2 separate regions of the Homo sapiens genome follow, and region 1 is linked to region 2. Evidence: chromatin contacts called from ENCODE Hi-C or POLR2A ChIA-PET data. All regions are on one chromosome and are shown on one strand. The core of a region is the stretch at or near the end of the contact, and the rest is flanking DNA. Distances in the headings are between cores, read along the strand shown.

The links. A loop is a pair of places that touch in the nucleus more often than their neighbours do. ChIA-PET counts read pairs that join two places held with the same protein, here RNA polymerase II (POLR2A). Pooled maps may share reads with other maps.
Region 1: a map of gastrocnemius medialis shows a loop between it and region 2 (2.5-fold over the local background). The contact joins two enhancer-like sites. A Hi-C loop is called at or near these places in 2 of 168 maps with a recorded cell type or tissue (gastrocnemius medialis and ovary), 1 of 37 single-sample maps with no recorded cell type and 1 of 50 pooled maps. POLR2A ChIA-PET finds 5 or more read pairs at or near these places in 1 of 52 experiments (HEK293T).

Annotation. Positions count from the first base shown.
Region 1 is chr5:149,912,311-149,918,471 of GRCh38, forward strand. It overlaps PDE6A (phosphodiesterase 6A), which reads right to left. Exons shown (of 22, transcript NM_000440.3): 6 at 2,633-2,697. Among named protein-coding and RNA genes, the nearest start is that of PDE6A, 29 kb to the right of the region's middle. RefSeq lists a silencer at 3,336-3,630. Within about 2 kb of position 3,486, at least 4 of the 41 ENCODE cell types and tissues checked have a DNase peak (open chromatin) inside an H3K27ac peak, as active enhancers do; they include gastrocnemius medialis, where a contact is called at or near this core.
Region 2 is chr5:149,853,199-149,859,804 of GRCh38, forward strand. It overlaps PDE6A (phosphodiesterase 6A), which reads right to left. Exons shown (of 22, transcript NM_000440.3): 22 at 4,755-6,606. It overlaps PPARGC1B (PPARG coactivator 1 beta), which reads left to right. Exons shown (of 12, transcript NM_133263.4): 12 at 1-1,824. Among named protein-coding and RNA genes, the nearest start is that of PDE6A, 88 kb to the right of the region's middle. Within about 2 kb of position 4,518, at least 7 of the 41 ENCODE cell types and tissues checked have a DNase peak (open chromatin) inside an H3K27ac peak, as active enhancers do; they include gastrocnemius medialis, where a contact is called at or near this core.

The sequences.
Region 1 (6,161 bases), core at 2,236-4,735, 58 kb after region 2:
CTTCCTTTGGTTTGATTAGTCATTTATTTACTATTCAATTTTCCCCTCTGTTAGTGTGGATGGCATATACTGTGACAGCCATTCTGCATGTTTACAGACATTCTGGCTGTCTATCCTGGGCACAAGGTCAGACTGCGTTTCCTAACCACTCAAGTAATGTGTGGCCATGTAACTAGCTTTGACCAATAAAATGTGAGTATAAGTGCTATGTGTGTGTCACCTCCAGATGGAGATTTTAAGAGCCAGTGTGTATTTTTCCTCTCTTCTCTGTGGCAAGGTTATTCTATCTTGCAAGGTTCAAAATGGCAGCTGCTTTATCAGCCTTGGCTCCTGCCTGACTACAACCCACCCACCATATCTCCAACCACACCCGCTAGCTGGCAGTGCACCCATACTGGGATGGTGAAATAAATTTTAGTTGTTTATACCACTCAGGTCTCCAGGTCTTGTTATGAAAGCAGAGCCTGGCCTATCTTGGCTGAAACAAAGATTTGTGTCAGAAACAGGGTGCTGCCATAATAAAAAACCTAAAACGAGAAACATAGGTTAGGGACTGGGTGGTAGGCAACAAGATGAATGTTATCAGAAGCTAGTAGGATGTGATGCTGGTCAAGCAGAGACAAACAGAAAATTGCGACCTGTGACCATTTAAGAGACAGATAATGAGTTAATAAGATTGTGGCTCTAGAAGCTAGAAAAGGGGCTAGAAAACAGAATTGTTGAAGAGTATGCTTTTGATAAGGTAGAAAAAAAAAGAGAGATGAACTTTAGAAGATAATAAGGGAATCAGGCTGGGTGCCAGGGCTCATGCCAGTAATCCCAGCACTTTGGGAGGCCAAGGTAGGTGAATCACTTGAGGTCAGGAGTTTGAGACCAGCCTGACCAACATGGCGAAACCCCATCTCTACTAAAAATACACAAATTAGCTGGGTGTGGTGGCGTGTGCCTGTAATCCCAGCTACTCGGGAGGCTGAGGCAGGAGAATCGCTTTAACCCAGGAGGTGGAAGTTGTAGTGAGCTGAGATTCGGCCACTGCACTCCAGCCTGGGAGACAGAGCAGGACTCCATCTTAAAAAAAAAAAAAAAAAGAGAATAGAATAAGGTAATCAGTCCTTATGCAGGCAGCAATAAAGGAATAGAGATAACCTAGAAATTGAGAAACTTGAGGCAGCTTCTCATCCTCACCGGTAACAGACAACCCTGAGAACTTGTTTATCTGGGTGACGGGATTACTACAGTTTGGTCTGGTGACCAAACTGAATCAGCATGGCCTATCACACCCACTTCTTGAAGATTAAGTTGGCATGCAGTAAATCCCTTCAGTTGGACAAAATTGCTGTGGGGGCTAAGACTAAAGGTGTGGCTCTCCCACGAACCGAATTACAGCCTCAAGGCCTCTGCAGTTAAGTTGAGAAAAAGGGCCATGTCTCAGGACAGAACCATGGATGTGGCTTTTAGCACGTGGAGAGGATTCAAACAGAGAAGAAGGTAACTAGGTTTTTGAGAAAGGTCTACTGACCAAAAAAGTATAAGCCCATATTTAAACAGTTTGCAACCGTTCAAATCTTCTAATGGTCATTGAGTCTCAGCTACCTAGATGCAGGACTGAGAGCATTCTTTCCTTTTCTTTTCACTGTCTTCCTTGGTCACACATGAGGGGACATTGAGAATAGGCTTTCTGTGGGGGCTGAGTCAGTTCCTTTGCAGCTTCCTGCTTTTGCTTTGCCTCCTTCAAGTACCAGAAGAGTAGCACTGCAGAAAACAGTTGAAAATCCCTGATTTCATCCCAGTCTCATTCTATACATGGGACTCTAAGGTCCAGACAAACCACTTACTGGCCCTGGCTGTGAGATTGGGACTCAGAGCACCTGACTCACAACCTGGTCCACTGTAGCCCTCATCAAGGCTCTGGTCAAGTCTTCCCCCTTCTTGGGCCTCACTGCTCACCCTCTGAGTCTCTCTACCGTCTCACACTGCCTCCTTCCCACTCTCCCTGCCTCTAACCAACTGTGGGGTCTCATTGGATTTGGTCAGTGTTGATCTTGGAATGAGTATCTTTTGGAAGTTGATAATGTACCTGCAGTTTTCCATGTTTTGAGATGTGTTAAAATAAAAACTATAGGAGGCCCTTGTTTTGGACAAAGCTCTGCACCAAGCTCCAACAAACCAAACTAAAAATCAGTGTGGAGTCACCGTGATAACGTTCCACTTCACCAAATCTAAACTAAGTTGTTTTCTGATCCTCTTAGAGATTAGGAGAGAGGTAAACGCCAATTTCCCAAAAAGTCCTGTTCCAGTCTTTAATAGGCATGATAATGAAGTTCCTCTGCTTTAATCCTTACACCAAAAAAAAAAAAAAAAGGTAGCAGTAACCTGACATTAATCAGTTATTTTTCTACTGTTCTATCTCCCTCTCCCACCTTATAAGAAAAGTATCTTAAAAATGATTAACATGTTCTTTGATCTTTGCTTGTCTTTCTTCAGTCCTTCTCTGTCTATAAAGTCAACCTTGTCAGAACACTTATGTATTTTATGGAATGAAGTGTTGCCCAATTCCAGAATCACCGATAAAGCCAATTGAGATCTTTAAGCTAATTTGTTGTCATTTTGTCTTTTGACAGGTGAAACTTACGGGATGACTTTGATGTCCTCTTTGCCATGCAGGATGTAGTCAATGACCTTGTAAAAGTTAATTTCCTGGCAAAAGAGAGAAAAATTATACTTTTTTTTTTTTTTTTTTTTTTGAGACAGTTTCACTTTGTCGCCCAGGCTGGAGTGCAATGGCTTGATCTCAGCTCACTGCAACCTCCATCTCCTGCGTTCAAGCTATTCTTCTGCCTCAGCCTCCCGAGTAAATGGGACTACAGGCACGCACCACCATGCCCGGCTAATTATTGTATTTTTAGCAGAGTCAGGGTTCCAACTCCTGACCCCATGATCTGCCCACCTCAGCCTCCCGAAGTGCTGGGATTACAGGCGTGAGCCACTGCACCCAGCCAAAAAATTATACCTTCAAGAGTCAAATAGAAGTTCAACAGGAGTATGTCCCTGAAACCAACTTTGTCCTTTTACCATCGTATGCCCCGTAGTTTTTGTTGTTTTAATAAATTAATGTTTTTATTGATATACAGTAGTTGTACATATTTTGCCCCATGGTTTTCAGGAAGTGCCAAGCCTGGCCATAAACTCCCTCCAAGGATGTGCCTGGGCTGCCTTCTGGTGCTCCCTGTCCTCTGCTGACCCTCAGAATTCAGCGTGCTTCACCTTGGAGGCAGCTCACAGTGATCAGGAAGAGGGCTGGGATCTGAGGCTGGGAAGAGGGATAGGAAATCCTCTAAGAGGATCTGGAGGTTGATTGTGTGCAAGTTGATCACACAAGTTGGGACATTTTTGTCATACCCAAATAAAAGAGAGTTGAGAAGCCAGGGGGCAAAAAAGTACTCAGGACACTAGCATTGCTCCCAGAATGTAATTCTTTGCATGCCTGGCTGCTTACGCTACCTGCTGTGACTTGAAACCAGTTTTATCTGATAGTTGCTGAAACAACCTGCTGCAACTCTAGGACTAATTTTACCCACTGCCATTACTCATCAGTCAAAACTTGCCAGCTCCCCAGACCCTTACTGGTGTCAATGAACTTTCTCAGAGAGCAACATGTAATATTTCTCTTTTTTCTTTTAAACACAGGGTCTTGCTGTGTCACCCAGGCTGGAGTGCAGTGGCACAGTCATGGCTCACTGTAGCCTCGAATTCCTGGGCTCACGTGATCCTCCTGCCTTGGCTTCCCAAAGCACTGGGATGACAGGCATGAGCCACCATGCCCGGCCTCATTTCTCTTTTTTATAAAACCGTCTACCTTCTCTTTTTTCTTTGGACATACTGAAGACTACTTAGTCTGCATGTATGCCCCAAATTGCAAGTCTTCCTTTGCCCCAAAACATTAAATATAGAGATTCGTCTCTGCGTTTTAATTTTGACTTTGATAAGTGCAAGAAGAAAGAGATAAAGACGGCTGCCAGAATCTAGGGAGATGGGGAAGTGGTCAGGAGGTTCCCATCCCATTTAAAATCACAGCCAACCAGCCATCCTCCCTGCAGGGTGCATCTCTATGTCATGGCCCCATTTCTCCTTCATGCCTACCACTCAGCTGTTCTCTTTGCTGTGTCGTCACTTCAGACCTACCTTCTCATCATGTTTCATGACCCCAAACTAACTCTCTGCCTCTTCCATCTCTCCCGCCTCCTTGCATTGTTAAAATTCCCATTCTCTTAAAGCAGAGCTCTTCAATTACATTACTCTCTAGCATGCAATTGGATGTTGGCATGTGACTCCATTCCCCTAGCTCTCCAGGGGAAATTCTATTACCTTTTTCTTAGGTCCTCTGTATGCCCAAGCGTGATGAGCAACTATTTCACAAATGAGAAAGCTGAGACACAGAGAGAGGAAAGGACTCACTTGTAGCAAGACAGTGAACCAAAATCAGAACCTGGGTCCTTAATTCCCAGCTCAGTGCTTTTCCTCTATGTCACCTAACGTTAACAGCTTAGTGTTTTACTGTCCGCATCACTGTCACCTTGAACAGGGTTGCTCAGAGTGTAATCCCTGGGCCGGTGCCTGTCTTGTGAACTCTTTACTATTCCAGGAGAAGATAAAAACAGAAACTGAGAGTCACTTAGGAAGTTTTGTAACAATTTGACTGAGTTAGATCAGGTCTGTTTAATTGAATAAAAGGGGATATCTTTTTTTTTTTTTTTGTGACGGAGTCTTGCTCTGTCGCCCAAGCTGGAGTACAAGTGCAGTGGCATGATCCAAGTTTATATTTTGTCTGTCTTTATACAATTTTGTTTTTCTAGGAATATATTTTATCATATTTTTAAAAGTAGCAATCAAAACATACTGGAGGCGTGACTCACTCTCTTGAGTATGCCTGCACTCCCCTTTCTTGAGTGTGTTTTTCACACACACAAAAAAAAATTGGAAATTTTTTTAAAAAGAAAAACCAAACTGTTCCTTTACTACAGGTATTTTGAGAAGTACCTCCCTAGAGATTTCAGTGCAGATACCTGGGCTCCACCCCAAGCCTCCCGACTCAGAACCTCCACAAAGAGGAATTCCTGAACCAGTTAAAGATGTCTGAAGGTCTGTTTGGTTGACGGGCAATCAGCAATGGTCAACTTCCAACTCATAAGGGAGAGGCTCTGCTGCTCAAAGCCTAGCATTGGCGGCAGCTGCACTGACTGAATACTTCTAGGAGGCGAGCTCTGGTTAAACAAAAGGCAGAAGCTGAAACCACTCCAATGGCACAGGCTACCCCCAGGGGTAGTGAGCTCCCTAAAATAGGAAGCATCCAAGGGGAGACTAGATGAACGCTGAAATACAATAAATAAAATGGAGCTGAGACTAGACCTAGAGTGAGGATTCCTGTTCTAGTTTCGGTCCTACTATGGGTGTTCTCTAGGCCTCAGTTTCTCTGGCTGTAAAATTGGAATGGTGGTATGTGTTTGCTACAGCTGTTCAGTAGCAGCTCTCTTTCCCCAAGCAAAGCATGGAAGCTAATTATATGAAACTGTCCTAATGGAATCAGGGCCGGGTATATAGAGTCCCTGCCCCTTTGTTCTCTCTTACTCCCTTTCCTGTCCTCTTCCTTTTCTATTAACCCCTGGTCAAGGCAGCTACTGTGGAACTCTAAGGTTCTAAGGACAATGGGGGAGAAAGAAAATTGTTTTAGAAAATCCATAAAGACCCTCCAAGCTATGATTCTAAGGTTATGATAAGATAGGTAGCAATATCTCTCAAAGATCAAAACAGACATATTATTTGACCCACATGTGGTGATGGATCCTAGAGATATACTCCCAAATGTGGGTAAAAGCATTTTTTGCCCCGTCCAAGGGTCTTAGCTAGACTGCTTTAAAAAGTCTGGAGATGATGTAAGGTCTCTTATTAGGAAAGTGGTTGTACAGTGGACACCACACGTTTCCAGAGCAAGATTGCTGTGCCTGTGCTGAAAGGGAAAGGTGACAAAATATTCAGTTAAGTGAAAAAAGCAAGGCACAAAATAGAATCATAGCGTTAGTGCAGAGTGGTGGTGGTGGAATACGTATACTTCTCTGTGGATATCTGGATATACCTAAATGTTCCTGCAAAGAGAGTTTGCTAAC
Region 2 (6,606 bases), core at 3,268-5,767:
CCATCTAGTGGCCAAAGGTTGTCTCCACCAGCTACCCAGATGGAAGGCAAATAAATCCTTTCGGCCACCCTGCTGTCCATCGTGAACTTTGGGAATGAAATATAATGGCCTGAACGAACTGCCTTTGTGTTCAGAGATCAGTGCAACACTAGGGTCAGAAGACTCCAGAAGCAGCCACTTAGTAGACTCTCACGCAGAACTGAGAAATGCACTAGCTGTCCTGTGGGCAGAAGAGACAGGAGTGGACCAGGAGAGGTCCAGGTGCCCGGGAAGGGTTTACTGTAACTGCAATACTGGCAGCCCAGCTGCTGACCTTGTTAAGTAAACCTTTGCTGGGTGGTCCGAATTCTGCCCTCAAGGCAAGATAAGAAGTTGGGTGTAAGGATTTTGTGGGGGGCCTGGCCATGATCTTTGATATGATCCCCGAATAGCCAAATAGTTTTTTTTGTTCAATTTTTTGTTTCTGTATTTTGTATTTTTAAAATCTTGTCAAATGTTTTTGTGTTAGGAATAAAAAGTCATAAACTATTCCCAACTTTGTTTCTTGAGGGATGTTCTGATTCCAATGGAAACAGGTGGGAAATCTCAAGGGGAGCGTGGACAAGGTGGTATGTGCAGCAGGGGAATAGACTGCTTGGATTTCCAAATGGTTTCTGGGGAAGATGACCATCCAGAAGTCCAGCTTAGTGCAGTCTGCTCTGGAATTCACACCCACCCCCTCGCCTCCTTGTGCCATGTTGTTAGCATTGGCTTGGAGCATCTGCTTCTTCCAGAGGCAGCTGCTAATGTTGAAACCAACACGAGCCCTCTCCCCAACCCCAGGTTTCTAAAGAAGGTGTCTGTAGCCAGCCTTAATCAACTGGGCAAGGTGGTCCCTATGGTCCTTTCCAGCATTTCCAAATCTTGGACTCAAATTATTTTCTCTTGGTGTGACCACACAGCCTAGAGAATTCTGAGCAATAGGAGCCAGGGCTTTCCCTGACTCTGCGACAGGGTCAAACCAAGGAATGGCTAAACCTGTGAGGTTTTGTCATCCCCGGGGGTACTACTGTAGGGGGCATTATTTATTAGGAAGCTTAACAAGGTAACTACGGCCTGAGTGCGTGAGTGTAAGGCTGTGTTTGTGGTGGGGGTGTGTGTGTGTGTATCTGTGCACACATACACACGTCTGTGCCTGTGTGTGTGTGTTTGTGTGTGTGTGTGTGTGTGGAATTACATTGATGCATTTATTGAGAAAGGTGCAAGAATTTCACCTACACAGAGGGACACATCTGCTTTGTTATTTATAATAGAAAGCTAAATTTTAATTTTTTAAAGGACACTGCTAATGATTGAGAATCAAGTTTTTAGTTTTGCTATTTTTTTTAATTGGTAGAGGATTTTTATATATTTTTTCCATTTTGTTGGGTTGTGTCCTTATTTATATAAATACTTTATCCGTAAGAGGCAAGGAGGAAACCTTCTTTGCTTTTACATATTGTGGTTGTCATCGTCCCTATTTTATTTCTGGTGTGATTTCTCTGTCTTACCTTCTAAATGAGAAAATGTTTTCTTGTATTTGTACATTGTCAGATTCTATAGTTTCCTAGATAATTTAACCAAATTGCTCTATGTATTATTATTCTGTGAGTATAAAGTTCTATTTTAATGTCTGTAAATACTTCAGAACTGGCTTCTTTTCTCAAACTCCCACTGTGGGGTTATTGTTTACATCACAGAAACTGTAGAATCTCTATGCTCATGTACTGTAAATAGTGAAGTGATCTGCTTATAAATAAACTTAACAAATACACTATGGAGATTAAAAACAAAATACCACCCACAGCTTTGCCCATGTGTGTTTTTCCTTGTTGGTCCTGGGAGCTCATTGAGGGACACTCTGACCACTAAATGGGGAAGAGATTTCAGTTTTCAGCGTCACCTTCTCAGATAAGACCCCGGATGATGTCTGCTCCTCACCTCACCACACTTCTCCCTCCTTCAGAGCACTTTTCACAGTTCATAATATCCATTCGTGCCAGGCACAGGGGCTGAGGTGGGGGATCACTTGAGCCCAGGAGTTCAAGGCCAGCCTGGGCAACATAGTGAGACCCCCATCTCTGAAAAAGTAAAGTAAATAAAATATAATAAATAAATAAAATAACCATTCAGACTCATCTCACATAACAGCTGTTCCATGAACGACTTTTTGCCCTGACTTTTATAAAGCTATACCACTTTCTGAACAAAGACTTCCTTGTTTTGGTATATCAACTTTCACATAAGCACATTGAATAAATGCACTGTAGGAGGTATTTTGGCATTGTGGTTCCAGGCAAAACACTCATCAATTTGTAATTACAAAATGGTTTCTGGTCAGAGGATCTCATAGAGAGCAGGCCTGCATTGTGTGCGGTAATTGAATGAGCTCAGAACATTTTCCTTTGTGTACTTCCAGCAAGTAGGGTGAGGAAGTGGCATCTTCCAAGACTCTCAGTTGCGTGCCTGTGTGTTATTTCCTCACGTCTCAAAGGGGTTAGCCTGTATTTTGCCCTAAAGCTGTTTTTTGTGCTTTAACTTTATTTTTAAATGCCAGACACCCATAAGCCCCAAAGGGTTGAAACACTGGCAAAGAGAATTATATATAAACAAGAACAGGCTGGGCGCGGTGGCTCGCATCTGTAATCCCAGCACTTTGGGAGGCTGAGGCGGGCGGATCACCTGAGGTTAGGAGTTCGAGACTAGCCTGGCCAACGTGGTGAAACCCCATCTCTACTAACAATACAAAAATTAGCCCGGCGTGGTGAGGGGCGCCTGTAATCCCAGCTACTCGGGAGGCTGAGGCAGGAGAATCGCTTGAACCCGGGAGGCGGAGGTTGCAGTGAGCCAAGGTCGTGGCAACAGAGCCTGGGCAACAGAGCAAGACTCCATCTCAAAATAAATAAATAAAATAAGAACAGGTGCAATGAATGATTACATTTTATGTTATGTGCAAACTATTTTCAGGTTGCTATTTATTACATAAACTCATACAAACTCATACATATATTCTCCTTGTTCAGGTGATTTATTTTCCCCATCTGTAAAGATTGTTTGGATTTCTTTGATTGCAAGGGAACACATCATGATTTTTTCCCATTAAAATTAATAGGAACGTTTCCACTTAGGGGCAGAGTTCTCTGGTGTGATGAGAATATGTGTGTGATTGAGGGCTCAGTACCTGTTGCCCATCTGTTGTAAGCTTCAGGAGAACAGGCCTGCCTTTCCGTTCACTGCAGGGCACTGGCCCCATCAGTCAGGAATTCCTGAGTAGATCCTACCCGTAGTGCAAGGAATAGGATGGCAGATGCAGAGCCTCAAGACCTGCCTTTGGGACCCATCTCTGCCACTTCTGTATTGTGTGAATTGGGCAGACCACCTCCTTGGTCCCTGGTTTTCCCAAATATGAAACAATTTGCTTAGCTGAACTCAAAGGTCCTTTATGTTCTTATGTTCTTTAAAAACAACAATAAAACCTGATTTGCAGAAGCAGTATGGTACAAGGAAAATGCTTACAAGCTGGGGTTCTGGGGTTCTGGTGTCAAGCTGCTTGGCTTTTTTTTTTTTTTTTTGTGATGGAGTCTCGCTCTTGTTGCCCAGCTGGAGTGCAATGGTGCAATCTCGGCTCACTGGAACCTCTGCCTCCTGGATTCAAATGATTCTCCTGCCTCAGCCTCCCAAGTAGCTGGGATTACAGGCACCCGCCACCACACCCAGCTAATTTTTGTATTTTTAGTAGAGACAGGGTTTCCACCATGTTCGCCAGACTGGTCTCAAACTCCTGACCTTAGTTGATCCATCCACCTCGGCCTCCCAAAGTGCTGGGATTACAGGCATTGAGCCACCACGCCTGGCCTAAGCTGCTTGGCTTTGAAACTTGGCTCTACCGCTTATCAGCTAGGTGTCCTCGGGCAGGTTTTCTAACCTCTCTAAGTCTGCTCCTCACCATGTGATAAATGGAGCTAGTAACAGTTTCTCCCTTGGAGTATTGTTGTTAGGATGAAATTAGATCGTGCACAGTACCTAGGACATGGTAAGTACTTAATCAGCATCAGCTGTGATCCTCATTCAGCTCAGTCTCATTTGGTGCTAACCATAGTCCTCTGAGAGAGGCACTGCAAGGATCTTGACCTTTTTTTGACAGATTGGGAAGGCTGGGAAGTGGAGCAGAAGGAACCTGCCGAAGGGACTCAGAAACATGGCAGCAGAGTCAGGACCAGCAACATCAATGCCCGTGTGTTCCTGAGTGACACTTATTTCTCCTTGCTACTCTGCCATGTAACCACCAAACGTGATGTTCTTAGGACAGGCCTCTGCTTAAAGACCACTGCTATCAGGGTGTGCATTGCAGCAGGGCAGAACATCTAGTTTGGGAGTTTAAAGATGCAAGTTCCAGACCCAGTTCTCTATTGACATCACCACCTGCAAACATGAGCAGGGCCCATGCGTCAGGAGCCCAGATTGATCTACTGTGGAGGCCACCAGGATGTGGCTGCCCTGTACACTATGTTCTCTGTGATCCTGGGCATCTCCTGGAGGGAAGCCAGGGAACTGTGCCAGGAACTTGGCCCAGCCCCGTCTTCTCACTGGCCTTCAATTTCCTCATGTGTCTAAAAAGAGAGATTACAGTAGATGAGTGGTTTACCGTTTGGGGAAACCATGTGGCTCCCTCTCCTCAAAGCAACTGTTTTAATATATTAGTTTCTGCATAACATTCAGTGTGGAAGGAAGAAAAGTTCTAGAGCTAATGTCCATTTATTAGAATGAGACAGAGGAATGTGTTACATGCGGCCACAAAGAAACAAACAGATAAATACAGAATGTGGGAAAACTGACTCTGTTTCTGCAAGGTGATGACAATGGAAAAAAGGAAGGAGTACTTTGTAGATTAAAAGAGACTTCAGAAACTTAACCATGGCTATGTGAGGTGATGGATATATTAATTAGCTTAATTATGGTAACCATTTCACAATGTATATCAAAACATCACAGTGTATACCTTAAATATGTATACTTTTTATTTGCTAATTATACCTCCATAAAGCTGGTGGTGGGGGGGGAACGATAGAGAAGGAAAAAAAATCAAGATTTGGACAAGTGTAACAAATTGACTTGCAAATTTTTAGCATGTTATTGCCATTTTCAACTTCTGGTTTATTTGTGCTGTTTTCAACATCAGTTACTATGGTATGAATGCTGATCAGGCCAGTGCATTCCGCTAGGTATTGCATACTTGCCAGAACATACTTAGATTCGGTTTAAAAGAAATAAGTCCTGGCCAGGTGCAGTGGCTCACGCCTGTAATCCCAACACTTTGGGAGGCTGAGGCAGGAGGATTGCTTGAAGTCAGGAGTTTGAGGCCAGCCTGGGCAACAGAATGAGACCCCATGTCTACAAAGATAGGTTTTAAAAAATTAGCTGGGCATGGTGGTGCATGCCTGTGGTCACCGCTGCTTGGTAAGCTGAGATGGAGGATTGCTTGAGCCCGGGCAGCTGGGGCTCCAGTGAGCTATGGTCATACCACTGCACTCCAGCCTGGGCGACAGAGTGAGACCTCGTCATGAAAGATAGAGAAAGAGAGAAATTCTATCTGCCACATCTTTTTTTTTTCTTTTTTTTTTTTTTGAGACGGAGTCTTGCTCTTGTTGCCCAGGCTGGAGTGCAGTGGCATGATCTCAGCTCACTGCAACCTTCGCCTCCCAGGTTCAAGCGATTCTCCTGCCTCAGCCTCCTGAGTAGCTGGGATTACAGGTGCACACCACCACACCCAGCTAATTTTTGTATTTTTAGTAGAGATGGGGTTTCACCATGTTGGCCAGGCTGGTCTTGAACTCCTGACCTCAGGTGATCCACCCACCTTGGCCTCCCAAAGTGCTGGAATTACAGGCGTGAGCCACCGCGCCCGGCCAACATCTATCTTTTTAAACCAACAGAATGCCTGCTAATTTAAGAAACAGAAGTTCTGGAATTGAGAATAATCTGACTTAATTTATACTCTGTGAAATCAATGAAAAATCCAAGAATAAAAAGTACATCTTCTTTTTTCTAAAAACCAACAAAAAGAAACAACTAAATTCAATATGTGAATTTGTTTGGATCAGATTCAGGCAAGCCAACCATTGAAAACGTTCATGAGAATGAAGGAAGGTTGATTAAGGGCTGGCATCACAAGTTGGGTGTCCCAGAAAGCAGACTCTAAAATGGACTTAGTCTGCAGGATGCTTATTAAGCAGTGCCCTGGGGACCGATGCTTGGGGAAGGGAAGGAAATAGGAGTGGGCAGAGGGAGAAGTCGAGTTGGGATGTGAGCCCAGCGACAGCCTTAGTGGACCCCACGAGGAGTCGTGGAGCTGGAACAGCCCTGCACAGTTATCCCATGCTCAGCCAAGATGGCCAGGCCTCTCCACCTGGCATGGATCAGTCATTGGGTGTAGGCCACCCTGGGGAAGGCTGCAGTAACACCTGATGGGGTTGATACTAAGGGTCTGTCAACAGCACTCAAAGCTGGTGGGGTCCCAAGTCCTTTGCTGAAGCTTGGGGTCTGTGCAGCCCATCAAAGCATAGATCACAGCTGGGTATTAGGCAGGCA